2 separate regions of the Homo sapiens genome follow, and region 1 is linked to region 2. Evidence: chromatin loops called from intact Hi-C (ENCODE). Cell type or tissue: ovary. All regions are shown on one strand.

The links. A loop is a pair of places that touch in the nucleus more often than their neighbours do. Peaks named below come from ENCODE experiments on the same cell type or tissue, not always from the same donor. Only the 100,000 strongest peaks of a DNase experiment are listed, where the experiment ranks them.
Region 1: a loop joins it to region 2, with 5 times the contacts of the local background. A loop is called at or near these places in 16 of 110 quality-filtered maps.

Annotation. Positions count from the first base shown.
Region 1 is chr20:34,863,964-34,871,963 of GRCh38, reverse strand. The region is part of intron 1 of GGT7 (gamma-glutamyltransferase 7); the gene reads left to right. Among named protein-coding and RNA genes, the nearest start is that of GGT7, 4.9 kb to the left of the region's middle. In ovary, no CTCF peak of the experiment used is centred here; no DNase peak of the experiment used is centred here.
Region 2 is chr20:35,131,103-35,139,102 of GRCh38, reverse strand. It overlaps MMP24-AS1-EDEM2 (MMP24-AS1-EDEM2 readthrough), which reads left to right. Exons shown (of 15, transcript NM_001355008.2): 9 at 1,098-1,223; 10 at 4,154-4,365; 11 at 7,320-7,461. It overlaps EDEM2 (ER degradation enhancing alpha-mannosidase like protein 2), which reads left to right. Exons shown (of 11, transcript NM_018217.3): 5 at 1,098-1,223; 6 at 4,154-4,365; 7 at 7,320-7,461. Among named protein-coding and RNA genes, the nearest start is that of EDEM2, 12 kb to the left of the region's middle. RefSeq lists an enhancer at 4,532-5,731. In ovary, no CTCF peak of the experiment used is centred here; a DNase peak (open chromatin) is centred at 4,401; H3K27ac peaks cover 993 bases.

The DNA.
Region 1 (8,000 bases), 270 kb after region 2:
TCAGCCCTCTGCTGGAATTGTGAGAAGTGGGGGTAAGAGAAGGAGGAGACAGGGATTGGAAGAGACCTGGGGGCAAAGAGCTCTCTGTGCATTCCTTCCCTGCTGCTCTTCCTCCTAGCCATGTGGCCCAGCTTCATCCTCCCCTCCATTCTTCATCCTTCATCCCCCATCCCTCTGTCCCTGCACGTCACTTCCTGGCATTAGAGCATCCTTCTACCTCACTCTCGCTTCCTCGCAGTGCCTGCACTTGAGCCTTGTCTCTTACCAGCCTGGCAGATGCTGCTTTTCCGGCTTGGCCCTTCCCTAGCTGCTCCCAGCCTGAAAGCCCCAAATTCTCTCCTCCTCTACACTTTCTGGTCATCTGGCCCTGACCAGCAGCCCTTGCCAACCTGACTGGACTGCACTCTGTATGGGGTGGGGGTGAGGAGATAATGAAGATGGAGTTTAGAGGTTTATGGGCGTCAAATGTCAGGGCTGCGGATCAAAACTTATTTTCCAAAGGGAGTGGAATCAGGAGGTAGCAGGGAGAGGAGTGGGAAGATGTGTCATGATGGATATCAGCCTGAAGCTAGGCCTTTTATTCAGTAGTCAGGAGTGAGACTTCTGGTCCTAATACAGCCCTGACTCACCAAGCGACAACAGGCACACCTACCCTGTCCTGGGCCTTAGTTTCCTCTTCCAGCTCAACAGAGAATGCCTGTCTCTCTTGACCTAGAGATTGGAACTGCCTGACATGTTTTCTTCTGGCCCTCTGTAAATGTCTTAGCATTTACCAAAATCTATGATTATTTATTTGTGCAATTATCTGATTACTCCCTGTCTGTAAGCCCCATGAGGGCAGGGATCATGATTGTTTTGTTCACTCTCCTTTCTCCAGCATCAAGACCTTATCCATAGGCCGGGCGCGGTGGCTCATGCCTGAGGTGGGTGGATCACTTGAGGTCAGGAGTTCAAGACCTGCCTGGCCAACATGGTGAAACCCCATCTCTACTAAAAATACAAAAATTAGCTGGGCATGGTGGTGGGTGCCTGTAATCCTAGCTACTCGGGAGGCTGAGGCAGGAGAATCACTCGAACTGGGGAGGCAGAGGTTACAGTGAGCCGAGATCACTCCACTGCACTCCAGCCTGGGTGACAGAGTGAGACTCAGTCTCAAAAAGAAACAAAAAACAAAAAACAAAACAAAATACACTGGCCGGTGTGGTGGCTCACACCTGTAATCCCAGCACTTTGGGATGCTGAGGCGGGTGGATCACCTGAGGTCAGGAGTTCAAAAACAGCCTGGCCAACATGACAAAACCCCATCTCTACTAAAAATACAAAAAAAAAAAATTAGCCAGGCCTGGTGGCAGGTGTCTGTAACCCCAGCTACTCAGGAGGCTGAGGCAGAGGTTGCAGTGAGCGAAGATCGCGCCATTGCACTCCAGCCTGGGCAACAGAGTGAGACTCTGTCTCAAAAAAACAAACAAACAACAACAACAAAAAAAACCCTCATCTCTATTTATTTATTGGGCACTCAATAATTGTTGAATGAATAAATGCATGAGAGAGAAGATCTCAGGATGAAAGAATGGTAGGAGAGAGGATGAAAGAATGGTAGGAGAGAGCAAGTTCCAAAACCTCAGGGAGTATTTTGGGAAGTTCAATACAGGCTCTGCCCTCACCCCTGTATGGAAATCCAGCAGAGATCCTAGTCATCTGAGCTTCTGGGAGTTTATACCTTATGCCAAATTTATGTGTCAGGTTTGTGTGTTGCCATCATTTCAGTGTAATCATTTGAATGCCATATCTCCCAATCCTACTTCCAAGCCCCAAGGCTTCCTCGGTTCACCTGGACCAGACTACAGGCTGACATGGCCTCCTGTGTTCTCAACCTGGTGGTACCATCTAGTGGCACAGCACCATCCTCTTAGCCAGGACCTTGGTTGTGCCCAGCTAGCCTCTAGCCTGCCATTCCCTAAACCCAAGTGCCAGGCACCCCACATCAGGCTCTGTGGGAAAGAGAGCTAGACAGTGATCATTCCAAGGTTGGGAAATACTTTCTTTCTTCTGAGCTCCAAGCCCTTGTGTTCCTTTCTCTCCCAGGCCTGTGTCTCCAGATGTCCTGCAAGTGCCTCATCTATAGCATGTTCTATTTTGAACTCATCATATCCCTTCCCCATGCACCTGCTCTTCCTCCACTGCCATTCTCCATTAATGACACTGCCAGTCACCCAGTCTCCCAATAATGAATGGCATGCTGGACTCCTCCTTTTCTTCTCATTTCCAAATGGTGATCAAGTGCTCTCTGCACCCCTCCTAAGTATCTTCCAAATTCCTACTCATCATCCCTGTCATCACCACTGTAGACTAAGCCACCAACCTCTCTTATCAATATTATTTATAGGCTTCTAGCTACTCCTCCTGCCTCCTCCCTCTTGCCCAGTCCCCACCCCAATCCATCCATCGCTTCTGGTCATGTCACTCCCTGGTTCAGACATCTTTGGTGATTCTGCCGGGCATAGTGGCATACACCTGTAATCCCAGCATTTTGGGAGGCTAAGGTGGGCAGATTGCTTGAGCTCAGGAATTCAGAACCAGCCGGGGCAACATGGTGAAACCCTGTCTCTAGAAAAAATACAAAAATTAGCCAGGTGTGGTGGTGCATGCCTGTCTGTAGTCCCAGCTACTCGGGAGGCTGAGGTGGGCAGATGGCTTGAGCCCTGAAGGTTGAGGCTGCAGTGAGCTGAGATTATACCACTGTACTCCAGCCTGGGCAACAGAGTGAGACACTGTTTCAAAATTTTATATATATATATATTTATTTATTTATTTATTTTAGTGATTCTCCCCTTAAGGGAATAAACAACAAGCCAGGGATGACCCTAGCCTCTAGCCAAGATCACTCTCCTAAACTCTGGACTTGTATAATCAATTTTGTTCAGGATTATTTTGTTATAAACCCAGTTTAACTGAGCTACATCCAAAAAGAGAATTTTACTGGGTAGCATAACTGAAAAGTCCAGGGATATGGGGTTTCAGGCATAGCTGGATTAAGGTACCTAAAAAGGAATGGACTTTTCTCCATCTTTTGCTCTGCCTTCTTTTGGTGGGCTTCATTGGCAGAAGGCCTCCCATTTTATTAGGGGCAAGATGCCCCCAGCAGCTACAGGCTTACATCCTACCAACTTAGCAACTTAAGTGTAATAGAAAGAGGAGCCTTTCTCTTTCCCAGTAGTTCCAGCAAAATAACAAAGTTTGGGTCTTATTGGCCTGGCTTTGTTCACATTGCCTGTTACTGCACAGAGGTACCTGTTCTGACTGGCCAAGTCTGAGTTATATACTTTGGTCAGGGATGAGGGAGTTGGCTGAGAGAGGAGAGAGAATGTTCCTTAAAAGAAAATTGAATGAGAAGTGGTATCCAAGCAGATACCAGGGATGAGCCCTGAAGGTAAAAATTAGATATCTACTAGGCCAACTGCCTCCAGACAGCTTCTTATGGTGTCCCACAAATTTATAATAACCAAAATTGAACTTGTCATCTTTCTCCCAAAAGACTTATTCCTTCTGGTTGCAAATTAATCTTTTTCCAGTATCCTGCTGTTGCTCTTCCCTATCAGTAAAATCAACACTGTTATTGCCCTAGCTGTTCCACAGTGCACATAGTAGGTACTCAGTAAATATTTTTATTGTATAAATCAATAACTTTATGATGGACTGGTGGAGTAGAGAGTCTTGAATAGCTATGATAGGGACATGTCACCTTTACCTCCTGGATCCTTATATCTGACTGGAGAAAACAAATTAAACCATACCTAGGGCCGGGCACAGTGGCTCACGCCTGTAATGCCAACACTTTGGGAGGCCAAGGCGGGCGGATTGCTTGAGGCCAGGAGTTTGAGACCAGCCTCATGGCCAACATGGTGAAGCCCCATCTCTACTAAAAATACAAAAATTAGCTGGGCATGGTGGTGCATGCCTATAATTCCAGCTTCTTGGGAGGCTGAGGCATGAGAAATGCTTGAACCCAAAGGCGGAGGTTGCAGTGAGCCGAGATTGCGCCACTGCATTCCAGCCTGGCAGGAAGATTATCTCTCAAAAACAAAGCAATAAGTACCAAGAAATAGCAACAAAAATTAGCTTGTAAGGTTGGTTTCTGAGGGTAGAAATGGCTCTTGATGCCATGTGGAGCAATGGGAAGGAGGCTTTCTAGTTACACAGACTCTTGGTCCTGCCACTTATTCATTTTATTTTATTTTATATTTTACTTTAAATTTTTTGAGATAGGGTTTCACCCTGTCGCCCAGGCTGGTGGGCAGTGGCTCACTGCAGCCTCGAACTACCAGGCTGAAGTGATGCTCTTACCTCAGCCTTTCGAGTAGTTGGGACAACAGGTGCACACCACCATTCCTGGCTAATTAAAAAAATTTTTTTGTAGAGACAGGAGTCTTGCTATGTTGCCCAGGCTGGTCTTGAATACCTGGGCTCAAACAATCCTCCCACCTCGGCCTCCCAAAGTGCTGAGATTACAGACGTGAGCCACCAAACCTGGCCCACTTACTCATTTTATGACCTGAGATGGGCAATATCACCTTTCTTGGTCTTAGTTTTCTCATCTGTAAAGTGGCGAGAGTGGGACTTATTTCATAAAGTCTTGGGAACACTTCAATAAAGGAATATATGTAAAATGCTTAATATGTAGTCAGCATCAATAAATATAAGTTCAAAACCCTTTCCCACACTTCTTTTGAAACTTCTAATGCCGGGTGCTGTGGCTCACGCCTGTAATCCCAACACTTTGGGAGGCTGAGGCGGGATGATTGTTTGAGCTCAGGAGTTTGAGAACAGCCTGGGGAACATAGCAAGACCTTGTCTCTATTAACAACAACAGCAACAGCAACAACAACAACAACAACAACAAGACATTTCTAGGGGCCAAGGAGAGTTCTGTGCCTACAGTGGGTGTTTAACGTCTGTTTGTTTGGATGAATTCCAGTTTTATTTACAGACTCTGTGATGCTGATGTTGAGGGTTAGAGGCAAGCATTATGAAGTGAGGGAGAGTCTCAGAAGATAACCTTTTTTTGAAAATAAAGTTTAAAAACAGCAGGGTGCGGTGGCTTATGCCTGTAATCCCAACACTTTGGGAGGCTGAGGCAGGCAGATCACCTGAGGTCAGGAGTTCAAGACCAGACTGGCCAACATGGTGAGACCCTGCCTCTACTAAAAATATAAAAAATTAGCTAGGCGTGGTGGCATGTGCCTGTAATCCCAGCTACTCAGGAGACTGAGGCAGGAGAATCACTTGAACCTGGGAGATGGAGGTTGCAGTGAGCCGAGATTGCGCCACTGCACTCCAGCCTGGGCGACAGAGTGAGACTCTGTCTCAAAAACAAAAACAAAAACAAAAATTACATGTTCATGATAAAAAAAAAAAAAGCAATAGTGAGGAAGAATAAAAAAGTCCCCTTTCCCATTCCTATCTCCCTGTAATTTTTCCTTTTCATTTCAAAATATATGTGTTAATTTTTTTTAGAGACAGGGTCTATCTATGTTGCCCAGCCTGGAGTGCAGTGGCTATTCATATTGCAATCATACTGCAGCTTTGAACTTCTAGACTCAAGTGATCTCCTGCCTCAGCCTTCTGAATAGCTGGGCTTACAGGCATGCACGAGCACTCCCGGTTTATGTATTGATTTCTAAAAAGGAAATAGATATAAGTGGTAAAAATTTCAAACCAAAAAAACTCCCACCCCATCTCATTCCCATCTTCAGTATCCTTTCCCAAGAGTAACTTCTGTAATAATTTATAAACATTTCTTGCATATATCATCATTTTATCTATATATTTGGTTTCTTATTTACACAAAAGATGGGACTGTGGATCATGAAGGTCTTTAAACACCACAAGGAGCTTAGATGTTTATTATGTTGGCATCAGTGAACCACGTATTTTAAACAGAACAATAAAATGGTCAGTTTTTAATATTATCACATAGACTTTTAAAGGGGTTATAGTCCTAGTGCATAGTAGCAGGTACTAAAAAAATTGAATGAATAAACTTTAAAAAACATATTGTGAGTACAGCATGAGGTCAAGGTAAAGTAAAGACTATTTCTTTACTGTTCACAAACACCTAGGACCTTTAGGCCATTTAGGGACCTGGGTTCACAGCTAATAACACTCAGAGGAGGGAGCTATGGGATGGAAGAGGGTCTCAGCCCTGGTCAAGGTGGAAAAGGAATAGAAATAACTTGGAGTGAGTACCTACAGTGCACTGGGTGCACATCACCTCATGGAATCCTTGTACCCCTATCCCACCAGTTAGGGATTAGTTCCATTACTAGAATGAGGAAGGTGAGGTGCATGACTTGACTGACTTGTCCATAGCCACCAGCAAATAGTGAGCTTTCAGTTCTCTCCTACCTCCACTCTTATCGTCCTCCAGTTTGTCTCCAGACAGTAGCCAGAGGGATCATTTTAAAACACAAAACAGGCCGGGCGCAGTGGCTCATGCCTGTAATCCCAGCGCTTTGGGAGGCTGAGGTGAGTGGATCACTTGAGGTCAGGAGTTTGAGACCAGCCTGGGCAACATGGCGAAATCCCATCTCTACAAAAAATACAAAAATTAGCCAGGTGTAGTGGGGCATGCCTGTAGTCTCAACTACTCAGGAAGCTGAGCTGAGGTGGGAGGATGGCTTGAGCCTGGGAGGCAGAGGTTGCAGGGAGGCAGAGGTTTCAGTGAGCTGAGATGGTGCCACTGCACTCCAGCTGGGGTGACAGAGCCAGACCCTGTCTCAAACAACAACAATAACACACAGAACAGATGGTTTCACATTCTTGCTTAAAACTCTCTAGTAGTGGGCTGGGTGCGGTGGCTCACACCTGTAATCCCAGCACTTTGGGAGGCTGAGGCAGGTAGATCACCTGGGGTCAGGAGTTCGAGACCAGCCTGGCCAATATGCTGAAACCCTGTTTCTACTAAAAATACAAAATTACTCAGGCATGGTGGCATGTGCCTGTAATCACAGCTACTGGAGAGGCTGAGGCAAGAGAGTCGCTTGAACCCAGGAAGCGGAGGGTGCAGTGAGCCAGGATTGTGCCATTGCACTCCAGCCTGGGCAACAAGAGCGAAACTCCATCTCAAAAACAAACAAAAATAGCCTCTCGAGTAGTGACCTCCCATAGTCCTTAGGGTAAAACCCAAGCTTCTCCCCAGGCTAGTAGAGCCCCACATATCTTCCTTTTTTTTTTTTTTTCTTTTGAGACAGAGTCTCACTCTGTCACCCAGGCTGGAGTGCTGTGGCGCGATCTCGGCTCACTGCAACCTCCACCTTGTGGGTTCAAGTGACTGTCATGCCTCAGCCTCCCAAGTAGCTGGAATTAGAGGCACACATCACCATGCCCAGCTAATTTTTGTATTTTTAGTGGAGCCGGGGTTTCACCATGTTGGCCAGGCTGGTCTCAAACTCCTGACCTCAAGTGATCCACCCGCCTCGGCCCCCCAGAGTGCTGGGATTACAAGATTGAGCCACTGCGCTCAGTATGTATCTGGCCTAGCTTCCACCCTTACTACTCTTTCCCCATGCCTGCTACACCAGAGCCGCCCAGGCCTTGGTTATTTTTTTTTCTAATGTGCCAAGCTCATTCCCACTTTAGGGCCTTTGCATCCACTGTTCCCTCTTTCCAGAACATTCCACACACATACTCTTTGCTCTACATTATAGCTGGCTCCTTCTCATCCCTTAGTTTTCAGCTTAAAAGTCACTTCCTGAGAGGCCTTCCCTGATTTCTGCAGCTAAGGAATCCTCCCTCCCCTACCACCATTATTCTGTCATTTCCTCCTTTTTCTTCATAGCACCTGCCACAACTTGTAATTATAGACTCCTTTGCTTATTGGCTTTTTCTTCCAGGGCTCTATGAACCACATGAGGGCAGGAACTATCTGTTCCCGTCCCCTGGCACCTAGCATAGGGCTCTCCATATTTAAGGAATGAGTGAGCTGATAACTGAAGTGAGGT
Region 2 (8,000 bases):
GGATTACAGATGTGAGCCACCATGCCTGGCCTGCATAGGGACCTTTTATCAGACTTCCACTTGGGGCAGGTCTGACCTTGGTCTCCTATTCCCCCTCTGCAGGGAGGAGGGGAATTTTGAAACTTAGGGTCACCAGTTATTTTCATTGAGAGGGCCACTCAGGATATCTATTTAGCTGTATTTCCAAGAACCTTTGTGTCTTTTTAAAAGTTCTAAGTAGGCCGGGTGCGGTGGCTCATGCCTGTAAATCCAGCACTTTGGGAGGCTGAGGCAGGTGGATCATGAGGTCAGGAGATCGAGACCATCCTGGCTAGCACAGTGAAACACCGTGTCTACAAAAAAAAAATCCAAAAAAATTAGCCGGGCATGGTGGTGAGCTCCTGTAGTCCCAGCTACTCGGGAGGCTGAGGCAGGAGAACGGCGTGAACCTGGGAGGCGGAGCTTGCAGTGAGCCGAAATCGCGCCACTGCACTCCAGCCTAGGTGACAGAGCGAGACTCCGTCTCAAAAAAAAAAAAAAAAAGTTCTACATATTGCATAATAAGTTGAAATAGATAAATTAGTAAAATAAAGGTAATAACCATCATTACCCCTTCCCCCCAGGTATGACAGGTGACTGGGAGACAGACAGAGTGACAAATGGAATGAGCATGGGCTTTGGAATCAAAGATACTCAGCCCTACCACCTACTAGATGGGTGACCTGGGGCAAGTCACTTTATCTCATGGAACCTCAGTATCTTCATACGAAGAGGGGACAGTAGTACTTAGTGCTTGGTACACAATAGGGACTTACAAAAAATAGCCACTGTTCCTGTGATGAACCAAGAGAAGAAAACCCCATAAACTTAACACCATAGAAATATGTGGGATTAAGGGACTCTTTTTTCGCTGGGTGGCTCTAGCTCCTTCCCAGTGAGCCACCCCAACAGAGTGAGGTTTTTGTTTGTTTGTTTTTACCCGTGAAATAGCTTCAGGAGGTCCTGAGAACATGCGCCCCACAATAGAGTGTTTATGTTTAACTCGCACAGGGGAAAGATCCTTGATCCCTTGGTCTTTCCCTTTGGACTGTGCCATTTGCTTTCTGTGCCATCTGTAGTGGTAGGAGGACTCCTGTCTGCTCATCTGCTCTCCAAGAAGGCTGGGGTGGAAGTAGAGGCTGGATGGCCCTGTTCCGGGCCTCTCCTGAGAATGGCTGAGGAGGCGGCCCGAAAACTCCTCCCAGGTAAGACCCACACAGAGATGGGGCAGAGACGAAGTCCAGTAGGTCCTGCTTCCCTTGCTGAAGATGAGAGTGGCAGTGCTGAATTAATTCCTGGTATTTCTCACCAGGTGTATTTGGTCTTTCTACCCACCAGGCACCCACCATGGAAATCAGGAGTGTCCTGGGCATTTTAAGGGCCTGCTGGGGCCCTGACCCGGATGGATGAGTTGACCTCATTATTGTTTGCAGGGGATGGTTGAAGGTGGCCAGCCTGGTGGGTGGAAGGCCATTACCCTTATTTTGAATGAGCCCATTTGTCCCCTTCCAGGTACTACAGTTATTCCACACACTGCTGGAGTAACAGGGGCCCAGGGAAGGGTGTTGGTGTGAGCATTAGCAGCCCTGGATTCTAGACTCAGCTCTGCCAGCCAACATCGTGACCAAGCCACTCTTTCTCTTCATAGTTTGTTGTTTGTTTGTTTGTGATGGAGTCTTGTTCTGTCGCCCAGGCTGGAGTGCAGTGGCACAATCTCAAGTCACTGTAACCACCGCCTCCTGGGTTCAAGCAATTCTTTTGCTTCAGCCTCTTGAGTAGCTGGGATTACAGGCGCCTGCCACCATGCCCAGCTAATTTTTGTATTTTTTAGTAGAGATGAAGTTTCGCCACGTTGATCAGGCTGGTCTCAAACTCTTGACCTCAAGTGATCTGGCTGCCTCGGCCTCCCAAAGTGCTGGGATTACAGGCATGAGCCACTGTGTCTGGCCTCTCTCCACAGTTTGGTTTCCCCATCTATCAAATGAGAATCATAATTTCTACTTCCCTACCACATCGGGTTTTGGAGAGGCTAAAATGAGGTCAGGAAGGAGAAACTGCTTAGAGAACGTCCAACACTTTTAAAACGAGAGGGATTTGTTTTGTGGCTAAGCTGTGTCCAGGGCTGCAGGTCAAGCCTCCATGTTTTTGTCTAGTGGGGCAGTAACACCAGGCTCAGTAGCATCAACTGTACACTGTGTTCCCTTCAGGGTGTGGTGGAGGCTCTGAGGACTGTTCACACCCAGACACGTCACACTGTGCTTTCCATCACCTCTTGGCCATCTCACTTATTTATCCCTTTTCTTTCTTAATTTTTTTTTTTTTTTTTTTTTCAGACAGGGTCTTGCTCTGTCGCCCAGGCTGGAGTGCAGTGGCGTGATCATGGCTCACTGCAGCCTCTCGAACTTCTGGGCTCAGTTGATTCTCCCACCTCAGCCTCCTGAGTAGCTGGGATTACAGGCAGATGCCACCATGCATGGCTAAATTTTTTTTTGTAGAGATGGGGTTTCACCATGTTGCCCAGGCTGGTCTTGAACTCCCGGGATCAAGTGATCCATCTGCCTTGGACTCCCAAAGTGTTGGGATTACAGGCGTGAGCCACCACACCCGGCCTCTTTATCCTTCTCACATAGCACTTGCCTCTCCTTTGGGGGAGAGCTGAGGATAGCGGGTGAGCTAGGTTCAGGTCTCACTCATGGCTCATGGCTCATGGCTTGAGCGTCTCCTTGCAGACATTGTGTCCTGTGTGATTCATCCCTGGAGGAAACTCTGGAAACTCTGCCTAGCTGCTCCTCCTTTATAATTTAATTATTTTTGGTCATTGGTCATTTTATAAAAAAAGGTCAAGAAACAGGATTTTGTCACTCCTCTTCTTTTTATTACAGCCTGACTTTTTCTGAAATATTGCTTAGAGCCCTTCCTGGTTGTGACTTGCTCTCCCGCTGGTGCCTGCCAGATTGCAAGTTTCTTGTCTGTGGCAGACACAGTTGCTAGACCCTGTGGTTCTTGGAAGTGTCGACACCTTTGTTCACAGTTTGGTGACGCATAGGCTGCTCTGGAGTTGTTTGACCTTTAGGCCCAGAGAGGAAATCTCTGCCTCTGGCTGGTTGTCCAGTTCTCGTCTTGAACCAGAAGGCACTTGGGTGCCACTTGGGTGGGGCGGGCAGAGAACTGGACTGGGGCTGGGGTGGGCACAGGGGAGGCGTTCCCATCCCAGCTCTGTTTGACTCTCTCTGTGTGACCTGTGGCTGAATTACTTCTTTACAGGCATGGTTTTCCCTACCTATAAATCGAGGGTCATACTATATCCGTGGTTTAGTGGTTTATATCCTATTTTGCTTCCCTTTAAAAATAATTTAGCCCCTATACTCTTTATTTAAAGCAGAGATCTTTATTTAAAGTCTATGAATGGCTTTGTTTATTATTATTATTATTTTGAGACAGGGTCTCGCTCTGTCACCCAGGCTGGAGTGCAGTGGTGCAATCTCAGCTCACTGCAGCCCACGCCTCTTGGGTTCAAACGATTCTCGTGCCTCAGTCTCCCAGATAGCCAGAATTACAGGCGTGCACCACCACGCTTGCCTAATTTTTGTATTTTTAGTAGAAATAGGGTTTCACCATGTTGGCCAGGCTGGTCTCGAACTCCTGGCCTCAAGTGATCTGCCTGCCTTGGCCACCCAGAGTGCTGGGATTATAGGCGTGAGCCAAAAGTCTATGAATGGCTTTGAACGGGGCTTACTCTTGTCATTGTGCCACAAGCCCCACCACTTTCTGTGGCTTAAACCCTGCCTGCATCACAATAAGTTACCTGCCTGGGCTTTGAAGGCGTAGTGTAAAATAAATAAAAATAGGTAAAGCTCTCTAGCTAAAGCGAGTGTGTGTGGAGCACAGCCTGCTCCCTGCCCCCTCATGATGAGCAGGAACCCAAGGTTATGCAGAGCAGTGTTTGACAGCATCTGGGCTGGGTGGCTGCTCAGGGCCCTCCAGTTATGACATTTATCTTTCTCTGGCTCAGACTCTAGCAGGATACCCAGGAGAAAGAGGGAAGTGCTGGCTAAGGTCCCAGGCTTTGGGCGTGTATCAGAACTATCCCTATCCCCCTGCTCCTGTCCGGGATCATAATTTGTCGATTGTTCAGCCTTTCAGACCCCCACTGGCATGCCATATGGAACAGTGAACTTACTTCATGGCGTGAACCCAGGAGAGACCCCTGTCACCTGTACGGCAGGGATTGGGACCTTCATTGTTGAATTTGCCACCCTGAGCAGCCTCACTGGTGACCCGGTGTTCGAAGATGTGGCCAGAGTGGCTTTGATGCGCCTCTGGGAGAGCCGGTCAGATATCGGGCTGGTAGGTTCGCTGCTGCCCTTCCTGTTTGAGTCCCTGCTTACGAGGCCCAGGGCTCTGAGCAATAAGTTGCAGTCAAGCCAAGGAAAACTTAGGGTGACCTTGGGAGTGGTCCAGGATTTGGGCTCAGGACACCAAAAATAGACCAAGCCTCCAATTCAAGTTTGGCTTGGAGTGGGGAGGAGAGTGGGAAAGCACGTTTCTGGCAGGCAGCAGGGGCTGCATTCAGCTTTGACCAGTTGAGATTCTCTGATTTCTAGGAAGAGGGTCGTATGTTTCATGCCCCTGACTCACTTGACGGCTTCAGATCATCAGCTCGTCCGGCCTTCATTTTTAGCGTCTATCTGTATTTGCTGTGTTTCTTAGGACACCGGTTCTGAGAGATACTGAGTGGCAGTTGCATGAAAAAATGAGTCTTGGCCAATTAAGTTAGGGGAATATTAGATATAATATCCCCCCCTTTTTTGGAGAGTCAGAATGCACATGAGCAGAATAAAAATCCTCTAGTAAAGAAATCTATTCAACTTTGTTTAATTTAACATTTCCCAAACTTATTTAACACCAGAGCTTCCCTTTATCTTCCAGTACTATTAACCCATGGAAATTGAACACACTTTGGACCAGATGATCTCTAAGGTCAGTTTCAGCTTCTAAATGGGATAATCAATAAGATTAACAGTAATTGAGCCAAAGCCATCCAGGACATAACACTGGATTTAGTCAGAACTGGATTCAAGCCCTGGCCTTGCTACATCGAAACTGTGTGACCCTGAGCAAGTCACTCAACCTCTCTGGTCCTCAGTTACTTCAGCAGTAACGTTAATATATTAATACCAACTTTGCTGAGTCACTCTGACTTAGGAAGACTGCATTTAGGTCTAGGCACATTTTATGCAGTCTGGTGCTAATCCAGCTTGAAAAGTAAAGCTTGTGTGAGGACTCCCCGAAAATCCCTTAAGAAGGTGCCCCCCTAAGGCTGGGTGCGGTGGCTCACGCCTGTAATTCCAGCACTTTGGGAGACTGAGGCGGGCGGATCACCTGAGATTGGGAGTTCGAGACCAGCCTGACCAACATGGAGAAACCCCATCTCTACTAAAAAATACAAAATTAGCCGGGCGTGGTGGTGCATGCCTGTAATCCCAGCTACTTGGGAGGCTGAGGCAGGAGAATTGCCTGAACCTGGGAGGTGGAGGTTGGGATGAGCCGAGATCGCGCCATTGCATTCCAGCCTGGGCAACAAGAGCGAAACTCCATCTCAAAAAAAAAAAAAAGGTGCCCCGCTGGAGACCTGTAGTAAATCCCTTAGTCCATCTCAGGCAGGTTTTGCTCCAGCAGTGGGACCGTAGTAGACTCTGTTGGTGCCATGCCCATATCCTCTCAACTCTTAACATTTCCATGCACACTGGCCAGTCTTCCAACTGCCATCACCTGCGCCTCTTTGCCTGTGGGTCTCCTCTGGTGCCTGGAGCCACTCTGCTTGCCTTTGGCTGAGGGTACCAGGATTTAATGCTACCCATGAGTAGCTCTCAAGCCGGTAACTGATACTGATGGGAGTTGGTGGATAAACATTCCAGTTCCCTGCCCCTTGGGTGGGATCACTCCGAAGCTGGAGCTCTACACTGAATTCCTAAGCTCCCCAGCAAGATTGAACTCCAGTTCCCATGGTGGAAACCTGCCTGATGGCATACCCCTTAAATGCCGCCTCCCTTGCCCTGCCTCACTTCCCCCTCCTCTACTGGTGTTTACAAGGACTTACCTTCCAAATCAACTACTTTCAGGCAGAATGAGGTTGTGCTCCTGGGGGGACACAAACCAACGCGGAACAGTTAGCTATTTCTTTGAGTACCAGATGAAGTTACCAGCTTCCATGAGGGTCTAAGCCATATGAAAAATACATATATTTGGCTGGGCGCAGTGGCTCACGCCTGTAATCCCAGCACTTTGGGAGGCCAAGGCAGGCGTATCACCTGAGGTCGGGAGTTCGAGACCAGCCTGACCAACAGGGAGAAACCATGTCTCTACTAAAAATACAAAAAATAAAATAAATACAATAAAATAGAAAAATACGTATCTTTGTTTATTTTTTTGAGACAGAGTCTCCCCCTGTCGCCCAGGCTGGAGTGCAGTGGCACGATCTCGGCTCACTGCAACCTCCCCCTCTTGGGTTCAAGTGATTCTCATGCCTCTGCCTCCTGAGTAGCTGGGATTATAGGCACACACCACCATGCCTGGCTAATTTTTGTGTTTTTATTAGAGACAGGGTTTTACCATGTTGGCCAAGTTGGTCTCGGACTTCTGACCTCCAGTGATTTTGCCCCCCTCAGCCTCCCAACGTGCTGGGATTATAGGCATGAGCCACCGCGCCTGGCCGGCATTGCCAATTTTTCACAGTCTCTACAGAGACTGAACAATTAAAAAAAAAAAAGTCAAAGGATACAAAAAAGGGTACTCAGTGACATTGGTGAAGTCCCCTTTTGCCCCTGTCTCCAGCTATTCGGTTTCTCTCCTTAGAACCACTCTGTCAGCTTCTTGGTGGATGTTCTTATTGAGTTAATTTATGGAAATACGTAAAGCACGTCTGTGTCTTCAGATAGTGGAATCACATGCTGGGTGCTGAGAAATCAGACAGATTGCGGCAACAGCAAATTCTCATCTCCCATCTCACACTCACTCTAGGCAGGACATAAACACTCCAAATCATTTTTCTTTTTCATTTTTTGCTCAATGTGTATAATTAAGTCCTCATAAATGTGCATGAGATGCATCTCTACTATGCAGATGTACAGGAAGGCTGGCCATGATCCAGCATTGCCCTTCCCTCTCAGGGTCTGCATGTTTCCCAAGAAGCACTGGGGCACCTGCCCTGCATCTCCCTGGGCAGTCAGGGTTGGGGGTGAGTAGATCCTTCTTTGGCCATCGGCCTTCCCGTTGGGACCGTGTGTCTTTCTCTCTCTCAGGTCGGCAACCACATTGATGTGCTCACTGGCAAGTGGGTGGCCCAGGACGCAGGCATCGGGGCTGGCGTGGACTCCTACTTTGAGTACTTGGTGAAAGGAGCCATCCTGCTTCAGGATAAGAAGCTCATGGCCATGTTCCTAGGTAAAAATGGCAGAGTAAGGGAGCTTTTCCCCTCATTTTTCTTGCTGATGTGTGATTTGTTTAAAAACTTTTTTTTGAGACAGAGTCTTGCTCCATCTCCCAGGCTGGAGTGCAGTGGCACAATCTAGGCTCACTGCAACCTCTGCCTCCCAGGTTCAAGTGATTCTCATGCCTCAGCCTCCTGAGTAGCTGGGCATGTGATGGTGTGGACTACAGGCGCACACCATCACATCCAGCTAATTTTTGTATTTTTAGTAGAAACGGGGTTTCACCATGTTGGCCAGGCTGGTCTCAAACTCCGGACCTCAGGTGATCTGCCCGCCTTGGCCTCCCAAAGTGTTGGGATCACAGGTGTGAGCCACCACGCCTGGCCTGAGTGCCTGCAGAATCAGTTCTGAATTCAGAGTCACTATGGACTTACACTGCCCACTTCATGCCCACTACAGCACTTGATGCCTTCTTGCAAAAGCCAACTGAAGCGTGCTGCATTCTGTGTATGTAGCCCTGGATTTCTTATCTCCTGGCCATTGCACATGGCA